Linked DNA regions of Homo sapiens: region 2 is linked to region 1. Evidence: chromatin loops called from intact Hi-C (ENCODE). Cell type or tissue: GM12878. All regions are shown on one strand. Each heading gives the region's core, and the rest is flanking DNA. Links, peaks and the distances in the headings are about the cores only.

Region 1 (5,390 bases), core at 143-5,142:
ATTGACTGTGAAGCTTCTAGAACACCTGTCTCCAAAATGGGGATGTATACTCCCAAGAAGGCATGCAAGTCAATTCTAAATATAGCTAGGTAGAGAGACAGAGATATTAAGCTTTACTTGTGTTTAATATATTAATTGATACTGACAAAATCAGGCTTTTTTGTCTGATGGTCCCATTTTATATACAATATGTAAGGTATGCCTAAGAAACAAATCCCACACAGGATTTACACTGGAAGATTTTACACTGGCACCACATTTATGTAAAATTATGTTACCACATATTGCAATTAAATGTACTTGGTTAAATGGATCAGATGATTATAGTACGTCCTCACTAACATTGTCAGTAGGTTCTTGGAAACTGACTTGAACCAAAACAGTGTACAGCAAAACCGATTTTACCATAGGATAAATATAAACCAAAGTTAAGTATCTATAGCATATTTCTGGTCACAAAACCCACCAAACTTCTAAATAAAGACCAAAACACTTCTAATAATAAACATTGAAATAAATGTGAGCTACACATACATTTAAAGTTAATAAAAACAAGTAAGATAATTATTTACCTGCTTATTCCAGTTCAGGGTTGCCGGTAGCTGGAGCCTTTCCTGGCAGCTCAGTGCTCAAGGCAGGAACCAGCCCTGGAGAGGACACCATCCCATCGCAGAGCACGTTCACATCCACGCTCACTCAGACCAGGACAATTTAGATGTGCCAATTAACCTAATGTGCACATCACTGGGATGTGGGAAGGAACCAGAGTACCCAGAGAAAACCCACACAGACATGGGGAGAACACGCAGGCAGACTCTACACAGATAGTGACCTCAGCCAGGAATACATTTTTTTTCTCATCAACATTGTAACAAAATGACATTGAATCATATACCAGGAGGACCTGCTGTATATCTCCTATGTTACCTGAAATACTTTGTAATTTGAGGAGGTGTTACCATGAGCATATTTTATACAATAAGGGGTTCATTCTTTACCTCAGGAAAAAGTATTTCTATTAACTTGGGTTTAGAGACTGAGGGGAAGGATTATATGTTATATCCTCATCTGTAATGCAATCCTTAGGCCCAGGATGAAGCAAAACAAGAATGTGGCAAGAAATGAGAGAGAGAGCCAATACAAAGCTGCATTAACCAGAATGCCGCTACTAGTGTCAAATGCCATGGCTCAGTCTCATGTGGCCATCTTCTTAGAGGCTTTATAAGTGACTTCATCTTCCCAGGAGAGTCCCTTGGGAGGAGAAATGGGGAAGTAATAATCTTCTGGCCTTCTTCTCTTGGCCAAAACTTGTGATTATTAATTTTATGTGTCAACCTAACTGGGATACCGGATGTCCAGATACATGGTAAAACATTATTAGAGGTGCCTGTGAAGTTATTTCTAGAAGAGATTAGCATTTAAATCAGTAGATCAAGTAAAGCAGATTGTTCTTCCCAGTGTGGATGGGCATCATGCAGTCTGTTGAGGGCCTGAATAGAACAAAAAGGTAGAGGAAGGTTGAATTTGCTCTCTGTGTGACTGCTTGAGCTGAGGCATCAATCTTTTCCCTGAGTGCTCCTGGTTCTCAGGTCTTCAGACCTACCCTGAAATTGGCACCATCAGCTTTCCAGAACTACATTTCTGGCTATAATACATGGGAAAAACAAACCCAAATGTTTTTCAGACTCTGTACTAACATACTCAATCCAACACTTCAGAGGCCAGATGTGTGAGGTTATCTCTCCACACACCAAGCAAGCACTCCTCCAGCAGACACAAGCTGGGTGTCGTGTAGTTCAATTCAATCCTAACACTGTGTACCTGGAGATAACATCAGACCCCACAGGTTGAGTGCTCAGTCCCCCAAGAGTGTCCTCCACTTCAGATGCCAACTGCAAGCCCCAGGTTGTGGCCTGTGCTTCCGACAGAGCAGCCATAAATCAGGGTTCCCATGACTCTCCTTCTCAGTTTCTGTTAACTTACTAGAGGTTCTCACATAACTCAGGGAGACACTTACATTTACCCACTTATTATGAAGGACATTATAAAAAATACAGATGAACAACCAGATGGAAAAGTGTATAGATTAAAGTATGGAAGAAGGGACATGGAGCTTTCATGCTCTCACTGGCACATTACTTTCCAGAAACTTTCACATGTTCAGCTACCCAGAAGCTGTTCCAAACTCTGCCTTTTTGAGTTTTTATGGTGGCTTCATTGCATAGGCATGATTGATTATATCATTGGCCATTGTTGATGGCCAACTCAATCTTCAGCCCCTCTCCCTTCTCCATAGGTTAGGGCTGAAAGTCTCAATCCTCTAATTATGTCTTGGTCTTTCTGGCAACCAGCTCCCATCCTGAAGCTATCTAGGGTTCCACACCTACTGGTTATCTCATTAACATACAAAAGATAATCCATCATTTCTGAAATTCTAAGGGTTTTAGTATCTGTATGCCAGGAAACAGGGAAGAAGACCAGATATATATTTCACAATACCACAATGGCTTTCCTGGGTCTCCAGGTAAATGGCAGAACATAGGACATCTTAGCATAATCTCATGAGCTAATTTCTTACTAATTTCTTATAATACATCTCTCTTTATGTGTACACACATGCACACACACACCCCTATTATAGGTTGGTGCAAAAGTAATTGTGGTTTTACCACTAAAAGTAATGGCAAAAACCGCAATTACTTTTACACCAACCTAATAGTCCTGTTTCTCTGGAAAACCCTAACTAATACAAAGTTTCACCCCATGGAGCTTTGATTCTCCCACATTTTGGACTTGTACATATGTGAATGCCAAGGAATCATGTGGTGGCATCTTATGCCTTAGCATTAAAAGAGAATCCCAGGATGGGAGGAGAGGTGCTAGCAGTTTGTACCTTGTGAAGTCACACAAGTCACACATACCTGTATGTTGCTGCAATGGCTGTTGGAATAAGTACACAGAGTCCCCAAAGACTAGTGAGGCCAAGATGTGTGAGTCATTTTCCATCACACACAAAAAACCCAATTGTTCTAAGTATGTATTTTACCAAGCAGCTTTATAGAAAGAAAAACAAACAAACAAACCAAACAACAACAACAACAAAAAACCTTGGCCAGGCACAGTGGCTTACACCTGTAATCCCAGCATTTTGGGAGATTCAGGCGGGTGGATCCTTTGAGCTTGGGAGTTTGAGATCAGCCTGGGTAATGTGGCGAAACCTCATCTCTACCAAAAATATAAAAACTAGCCAGGTGTGGTGGTGCACGCCTGTAGTCCCAGCTGCTTAGGAAACTGAGGTGGGAAGATTGCCTGAGCCCAAGAGGTAGAGGTTTCAGTGAGCCGTGGGAAGATTGCCTGAGCCCAAGAGGTAGAGGTTTCAGTGAGCCGTGGGAAGATTGCCTGAGCCCAAGAGGTAGAGGTTTCAGTGAGCCAAGATTGTATCACTGCACAACTGTTGCCTGGGCAACAGAGCCAGATCCTGTCTCAAACAACAAAAACAGTCCTTATATTTAATCTCTCACAGATAAAAAAAATAGTATTTTAGCAATTATTAAAAAGTATCTTGTTTTTGAAAGAAATTTGTGCTATGAAAAGGGCATTTTGAATATAAACTGAAAAATTTTCCATTTTTAAGTGATACAGCTAAAAATTATTACAGCTTCTTTAAAATCCCCTTATCAGCATGCCTAACAAGATTTTTCTAATTTATTCTAAATCTTTCACATAAAGAATTCAGTGAGTTTTAAATTCATTTATTACATAAGAATATTATAACTTTTTATTAGTTTATAGAAAAGTTTAGTGACATCAGGATAAATTGATATTTATTATATGAAAGTTATGAAAACTTTTGTATAGTTGCTAAGTAGGATTAAAAAATGAGTATCAGAATTTGGTAAACACAGCCAGAGATACATTTCATTTGCACACAAATGTTTTTGTGAGGTTTCTTTTTCAGTTAGGAAAATCATTAAAATCATGTACTGATGTAAACTAAACTTAGTACCGGACTTTCAAATCACTTGATTCCAAAGTTTAAATCAAGGTTTTTAAAAATAAAGTATTTTCAATTATAAAATGATTAATAATTTTCTAGTGAGAGTAAAGATGTTTGAAATATTAGGCTTAGTTTATTTGATGTATATATTTAATCCTATAAAATTTCTTTTGTAATAACTATCTGCAGAGTAGCATATTTGTGATTTATAAATATTATATGCTCAGAATCCTTGATTGATAAGAGCATATGATTAAAAAATGAAAACACATTGTAGAGTTATTCATAGTCACATATGTATGTAACTGAATATATATGATATATATAATATAAATAAATATATTTAAAATACATATTTATATATAAATATGTATTATATATAAATATATATCATATATTATATATAAATATAAACAAATATATATATATAAAGAGCCATGATACATTGTCTTTAGGACAATATCCTTCCAATCTTAGCTGATCAAGTACTCTGTGTTTTCCTATCCGGTTTTACTACCCATGACTTCTTGGCGGTAATTCCTATCTACCTTCCTAATCATTTCTCTTCATTCACTTAATACTTCAACTACTGACTCACTGCCTTCCTGTACATCTTCATTCCTGTCATTGTTCTTAGTGATTCCAAGAACCATGTAGAAGAAACACTCTGAACTTTAGCTTCTCTATTCCTTGACCTCTCCTCTTTCAATGTTTTCCTCTATCCCACCTTTGCCACCTATCACAAGACCACTGGAACTTATCACCACTAATGAAACCACCTGGTAATTCTTTATTTGAAGCATCCTACTTTATGACCATCACCTCCTGTTCTTCTAATTCATTTACCTGAGTCTTCCATTGCTGCAGTTCTTTAGCCCTATTGTAATCTGCAAACTACTGTTTTCCTTGTTTGAACTTCAGTAGCTTAACATTGGTAGAAAATACTAGGGTGACTGATAACACTTGAAATTCATCACAAAAACTTCAACTAGCCATTCAATACTGCCTACCATTCTTGTATGTTTTTCTAGCAGATTTGCTTTTGACTTTCTCAGATGACAGTTGAAAACCTGCACTTCACCCTTCACACACCTTCCCTGCTTAACTGAGAAAACAGAAGGTATCCGCTGGGCACAGTGACTCAAGCCTGTGATCCCAGCATTTTGGGAGGCTAAAGTGGGAAGATTGCTTGAGCCTAGGAGTTCCAGACCTGCCTGGTCAACATAGCATGATCATGTCCCTATTTAAAAAAAAAAAAATTAGCCAGGCATGGTGAAGCATGCCTATAGTCCCAGCTACTCTGGAGGCTGAGGCAGGAGGATTGCCTGAACCTAGGAGTCCAAATGACTGGGTTTGTGAAGGCTACAGTGAGCCATGACTGTACCACTGTACT
Region 2 (5,390 bases), core at 223-5,222, 110 kb before region 1:
CACTTAGGTTGATTAAACATCTCGGCTATTGTGAATGGTGCTGAAACATAGGAGTGCAGCTGTCTCTTTGATACACTGATTTCCTTTCTTTTGGATATATACCCAGCAGTGGGATTGCCGGATCATATGGTAGCTTTATTTTTAATTTTTTGAAGAACTTCCATGCTGTGCTCTATAGTAACTGCACTCATTTACATTCCCACCAACAGGGTACAAGGCTTCCCTTTTCTCCACATCCTCACTAGCATTCATTATAGCCTATCTTTTGGATAAAAGCCATTATAACTGGGGTGAAATGAAATCTCATTGTAGTTTTGATTTGCATTTATCTGATGATTAGTAATGAATGGTGAGCATTTTTTCATATACCTGCTGGCAGTTAAGGATAATGTGATTCAATCTAGGTAGATTATTCCAGCTACTGGAAAAAAGGATTTGATGAGGCTAAAGAGTCAAGGGAGATCAACTTGGAGGTTACTGTTATATCAAATCCTGGCAGGAGATTTAAAAAGTCCTGAACTAGAATGTAGTTATTTAAGATTTGAGAAGGCGGTAAACATTTAAGAAATACTTTAAGAGATAAAGTCATCAGGACTTGGTGCCCATATCATGTAAATAGGGAGCTGGAAAGAAATTCAACCAAAGTTATACCATCTATTTAATCTCAAAGGTTACTTGTAGATGTTACTGAGGACACTTTAAAGAATTTAAAGTACTGCGACAGTCCCTATATTAGGAAATTAAAGGGAACAAACATACACATAAAATAAACCAACAATGCAAATTTAAGTTATGCCCCAATTAAGAAATTACATAAAGTTAAGAAAAATGGAAGAATGACAATGCTATCAGATAAAAAGACTTCCGAGTGAAAGTGGGATTTATATTTTATACTATGAGAAAACTGATGTAGCTTTAAATGTTTACTAGCATTTAACCTATATTTTTAAATTTAAAATTCCATTGCTATTATCTAAAATAAAAAAACCTAGATTTATGGTCTTTTTTTGAAAATCAGAAGGATCTAACAACACTAGACTCACATTCCTACACATATCAACTAGACAACTAGACAAAGTGATTACCTTACAATAGGCAAACACTTTCTAGTTTTCTACTTCCCACAGTTTTCCCTAACACCGTGAGTGAATATTAGTTGCCATTTATTACCACACGTACAGTGTTGTTTTTTGACAGTAGGGACACAGTTCCATGTACCTTGATCTCTAGCAACGAGGGAAAATAAGAAAGATCAAGATTATTGTGTCTAAAGAAAACTGGGAATATATATACTTGACCCGCTTCACTTGCTTACATTGTCTGTCTGATTCTTCCAAGCATTAATTAGAATTTGCAACTCCTAGCTGGGCACAGTGGCTCATGCCTGTAATTCCAGCACTTTGGGAGGCCGAGGCTGGTAGATTACTTGAGGTCAGGAGTTCAAGACAAGCCTGGCCAACATGGCAAAACCGCATCTCTACTAAAGGTACAATAACCAGCCTAGCATGGTGTTGTGCGCCGGTGGTCCCAGCTACTCAGGAGACTAAGGCAGAGAATCGTTTGAATCCAGGAGGCAGGGGTTGCAGTGAGCAGAGATCGTGCCATTGCACTCCAGCCTGGGCAACAGAGCAAGACTCTGTCTCAAAAAAAAAAAAAAAGAAAAAATAACAAAAAAGAATTTGAAACTCCTGATATAGGTAGAGAGGAGACTTCAAACTAATACAAACAGCAGGGTACAGTCTCACTAATGGAATCTATTTTGTAGCTACAAGAAACAATAAAAATGAACTCAGAATATATCTTACATATTCCACTTACAGAAGGGTGAAGCATTAAACAAGGTGACTGCAAATGGAGTAGTCAGTTGAATGTTTTTATATTCTAATGGTTAGAAAACAGAAAAAGCAAACACTTGAGGCAAGCCTCAAGTTCCATCCCTAAATGCTGAAAGATAAGAAAAAATGTTGTACTGAAAAGATATTAGGAGATGAATAGTCTATTAAAATGTGAGTAAGAGAGAATTGGGATTAATGGTTCAGATCTTCAAAAGAAAACTTACATATACATAAAATCAGTCTGAAGATTATGAAAAAAAAAGACCTTGCTGAATCTTATTAAAATTGTGAAGAACCGTTATTTTGGGGGGATAAAAGATGTGGCTATAAAACAAGAAATACTATGAATAACCAAGAAATACTATGAATAATTTTAAAATGTGCCAAATTGTGACATTCATAATGTTATAAATGTAGTGTTTATTCAAAGTCTTCAGTGTGGTGATAAAAAGAGTTATATTTAGTTATCAGCTACCTTTTATTTAAAAACAAGACTTTATCACTAGATCCTTAAGAAAATATTTAGAAATCAGTTCCCTAAGCCAAATTTAAAAGTTAAGTCAGTCCAAAACCTTAAAAAACAATTTTTTTGGCCAAAGTTTTCCAATTAGTAAATTTACAATATAGATTTTTTTTTTCATTTTAATAATTAACACAAACTCACATTTTTCCTTCATGTGGATCTTCTTCCCGGCCCTAAAGGGAAGACATTAAGACAGTATTTTATATAATTAACTATTAATCAATTTTTATTAAAATTCATGAAAATCGTATCTGCAAACATATCCCCACACTATCCTTATTTATGTTTATATAAAAAAAGATGTTTCTGTTCAGTAAATATCTTTCCAAACCTCTCTTAATCTTTTCTTGTTGCCATTACCCTAACTCAGGCCCTCTTATCGACTTTTCTTAAACAACAGCCCAACTAATATAATTATGTCCTACTCCACCACTCTAATCTGGATACATCAGTTTCAACAGCAGCTGTGCCCTACATTAAGAAAAACCAAACAAAAAAAAAACACCTCTCTACTGCCTACAAATTTCTCATTCTGCAACTGAAGTCGTTTACCACAGGACTCAAGTCTACATTTCCTGTCTCATACTACCAATTGTTTTTTGGTTCCTATACCATGGTCACACATAACTTCCTATTTGCCAATCTCCCACCACTGTAGCTTGTACTTTTTGTTCTTAGAATGTACTTTCCACTTTTTGCTTTCTACTTGTTAGATAAATACCTAACCAATCTGGGAAGGAACTATCTCAAATGCTACCTCTTCAGTAAGACATTCTGAGCCCGTAAAAAGTGAACATCAACTTCTACTTTCAATATAAAAGACATCCCCCTTTTACTATGTTTTGAACTTTATTTTATTCTATATTCCTCTGATTTAAGATACAATAGTGTTACTCATTCCACTATTATGGAGAAAAATGGTCTAACTACATGTGGATTTACTTCTCACAATTTGGTCCTCACTCATTAAATACCTAATCAAACTAAAATCAAACACTCACTGAATGTTACTATATCCAAGGGAGTAGGCTTAAAAAAAAAAACTATAAAAATGAATAGCATTATCATTGTGTCACTGCCCAAAAGGAGTTAATCTCTTGTAGAAGAGTTTTACACAATTATTAATTTTAGACAGTGTAACAGAATGCAGAATTAGCAAGGTGCTATGGAAATACAGAAGGAAACAATTTTGCCTAAGAGACTCCAGAAAGGCATAAATCCTCTGTGAAACAGGGATGACATATGAACTGAGCTCATAAAGATGAATCAAATTTTACAAGGCAATCTATCAGGGCAAGAATGTCAAGGAAGAGGGAAAACTATAAACATAGAAACATTCATTTACTCAACAAACATTTTCTGAATGCCTACTAATGCCAGACACTATTCTAGGCAATGGTAATACATCAGTGAATCAGAGACAAAAATCCCTCCCCTCAGAGAGCATACATTCTAGAGTTAATACATGAAAGTATAAATGTGTTTGGGGAACTGTAATTAGAATTTTAGAAGGAGAAATTCCTTAAATCTAACCACTAACTGAATGCCCGAAACATCTTCACAGACTAGACAATGTCCAAATGGTTTTTCAATCTACAAAGAATTCACTACCCTCTAATAAAGCCCATCATGAAAGTTATTCTACATATTGGAGTGAAAATTGTTTATAAATGACGTGGAATTACTCCACTATTAATTTATAATGTTACTATATTCATTTTTAGCAACCACATCACATTATTCACTCATACTGAGTTGCTAACTTTTTCCTTGATCCCTTGTACTGATGTGAGGTCATGTCTCCTTATTCTGGTTTGGGTTGTTATTATTATTTTTCTGTATACATTGAGTAATTTTCACTTTTCTTTAAAGGTTATCTTGTTAAATTTGATCCAGAATTCCAAGAGCTCAAGAAAAGTTCAACTATAGTGCAATTTCTTGAAGTAATCAGGATGGAGAAGATGGTGGTACAGCAAGGAGAGGGAAACCCAAACTAAAAGTTGTAACTAACAAATTTTATAGGAAAACTATCATAGTAAGATGCTTCAGTACGAATACTGTTTGCCTATATGGAGTAAATATCTCTTTTACTGTAGAATACAGAATACTAATCTAGGAATTAGGAGTCCTAATCCTAGCTCTTTCACTAAATAACTATATGACTATGAGTATGGACTGTATCACACCATTTCCTCAACTTTTCCCACCTCTACTCAGTATGTTTTACTTCTATGGATCAAGATTTGGTTGCCAGAATAGGCAGGTAAGAGAATTAATAGGAAAAAACAATATTCTCCACTGCAGTCTTCCAGGAGCAATACTCTTCAGAATATTATCAGGTCTGTGGCATAATTTAAAAACAGTAGCTTTGAAGGCTGTAAAAGACAACAGAAAGCCACTCCATCTCACTAGAAAAATCCGAAAGGAAAGGGAGAATTCCAAAGTTATAATGTACAATATATTTGATACTGAGTATTGTCTCTGAAATATAAAAGCCATTCAAATGCTGACCTGTTATTAAAAATGCACCTGGTAATTGATACCATGATAACGTATTATATGATGGAAACAAAAACAAGGACGAGATTCAAAATGTAGAACCATGTGATAATATATGTATAATATAAATGAATTCTTCCAAGTTTACTGGAAAATTATATATATATTTGAAAGATAAAGAATCTAAAACCAAACATGTGTAACCAGTTGAGGTTTCATGATCAGACTGATATAACTTCACTTATGAGGAAGAAAAGGACGGCAAAAAAAAGAACAAAAATAAGCACAAATAGGCCGGGCACTGTGGCTCATGCCTGTCATCCCAGTACTTTGGGAGGCTAAGGCGGGTGGAACACTTGAGGTCAGGCGTTTGAGACCAGCCTGGCCAACATGGTAAAACCCCATTTCTACTTAAAAAAAAAAAAAATTTTATATATATATATATATATATATATATATATAAAATTAGCTGGGCATGGTGGCACATGTCTGTAATCCCAGCTAGCTGGGTGGCTGAGGCACGAGAAATGCTT

The links. Hi-C counts contacts between places; a loop is a spot of excess contacts. Peaks named below come from ENCODE experiments on the same cell type or tissue, not always from the same donor. Only the 100,000 strongest peaks of a DNase experiment are listed, where the experiment ranks them.
Region 2: a loop joins it to region 1, with 5 times the contacts of the local background. A loop is called at or near these places in 1 of 110 quality-filtered maps.

The regions. Positions count from the first base shown.
Region 1 is chr5:87,229,177-87,234,566 of GRCh38, reverse strand. The region is part of intron 2 of LINC01949 (long intergenic non-protein coding RNA 1949); the gene reads left to right. All of the region lies in intron 2 of LOC101929380 (a long non-coding RNA gene), which reads right to left. Among named protein-coding and RNA genes, the nearest start is that of LINC01949, 7.3 kb to the left of the region's middle. RefSeq lists an enhancer at 3,119-3,488. In GM12878, for the core only: no CTCF peak of the experiment used is centred there; a DNase peak (open chromatin) is centred at 3,266; H3K27ac peaks cover 3,371 bases.
Region 2 is chr5:87,338,431-87,343,820 of GRCh38, reverse strand. It overlaps RASA1 (RAS p21 protein activator 1), which reads right to left. Exons shown (of 25, transcript NM_002890.3): 6 at 2,500-2,531. It also overlaps a transcript of CCNH not described here. Among named protein-coding and RNA genes, the nearest start is that of CCNH, 72 kb to the left of the region's middle. In GM12878, for the core only: no CTCF peak of the experiment used is centred there; a DNase peak (open chromatin) is centred at 2,950; H3K27ac peaks cover 790 bases.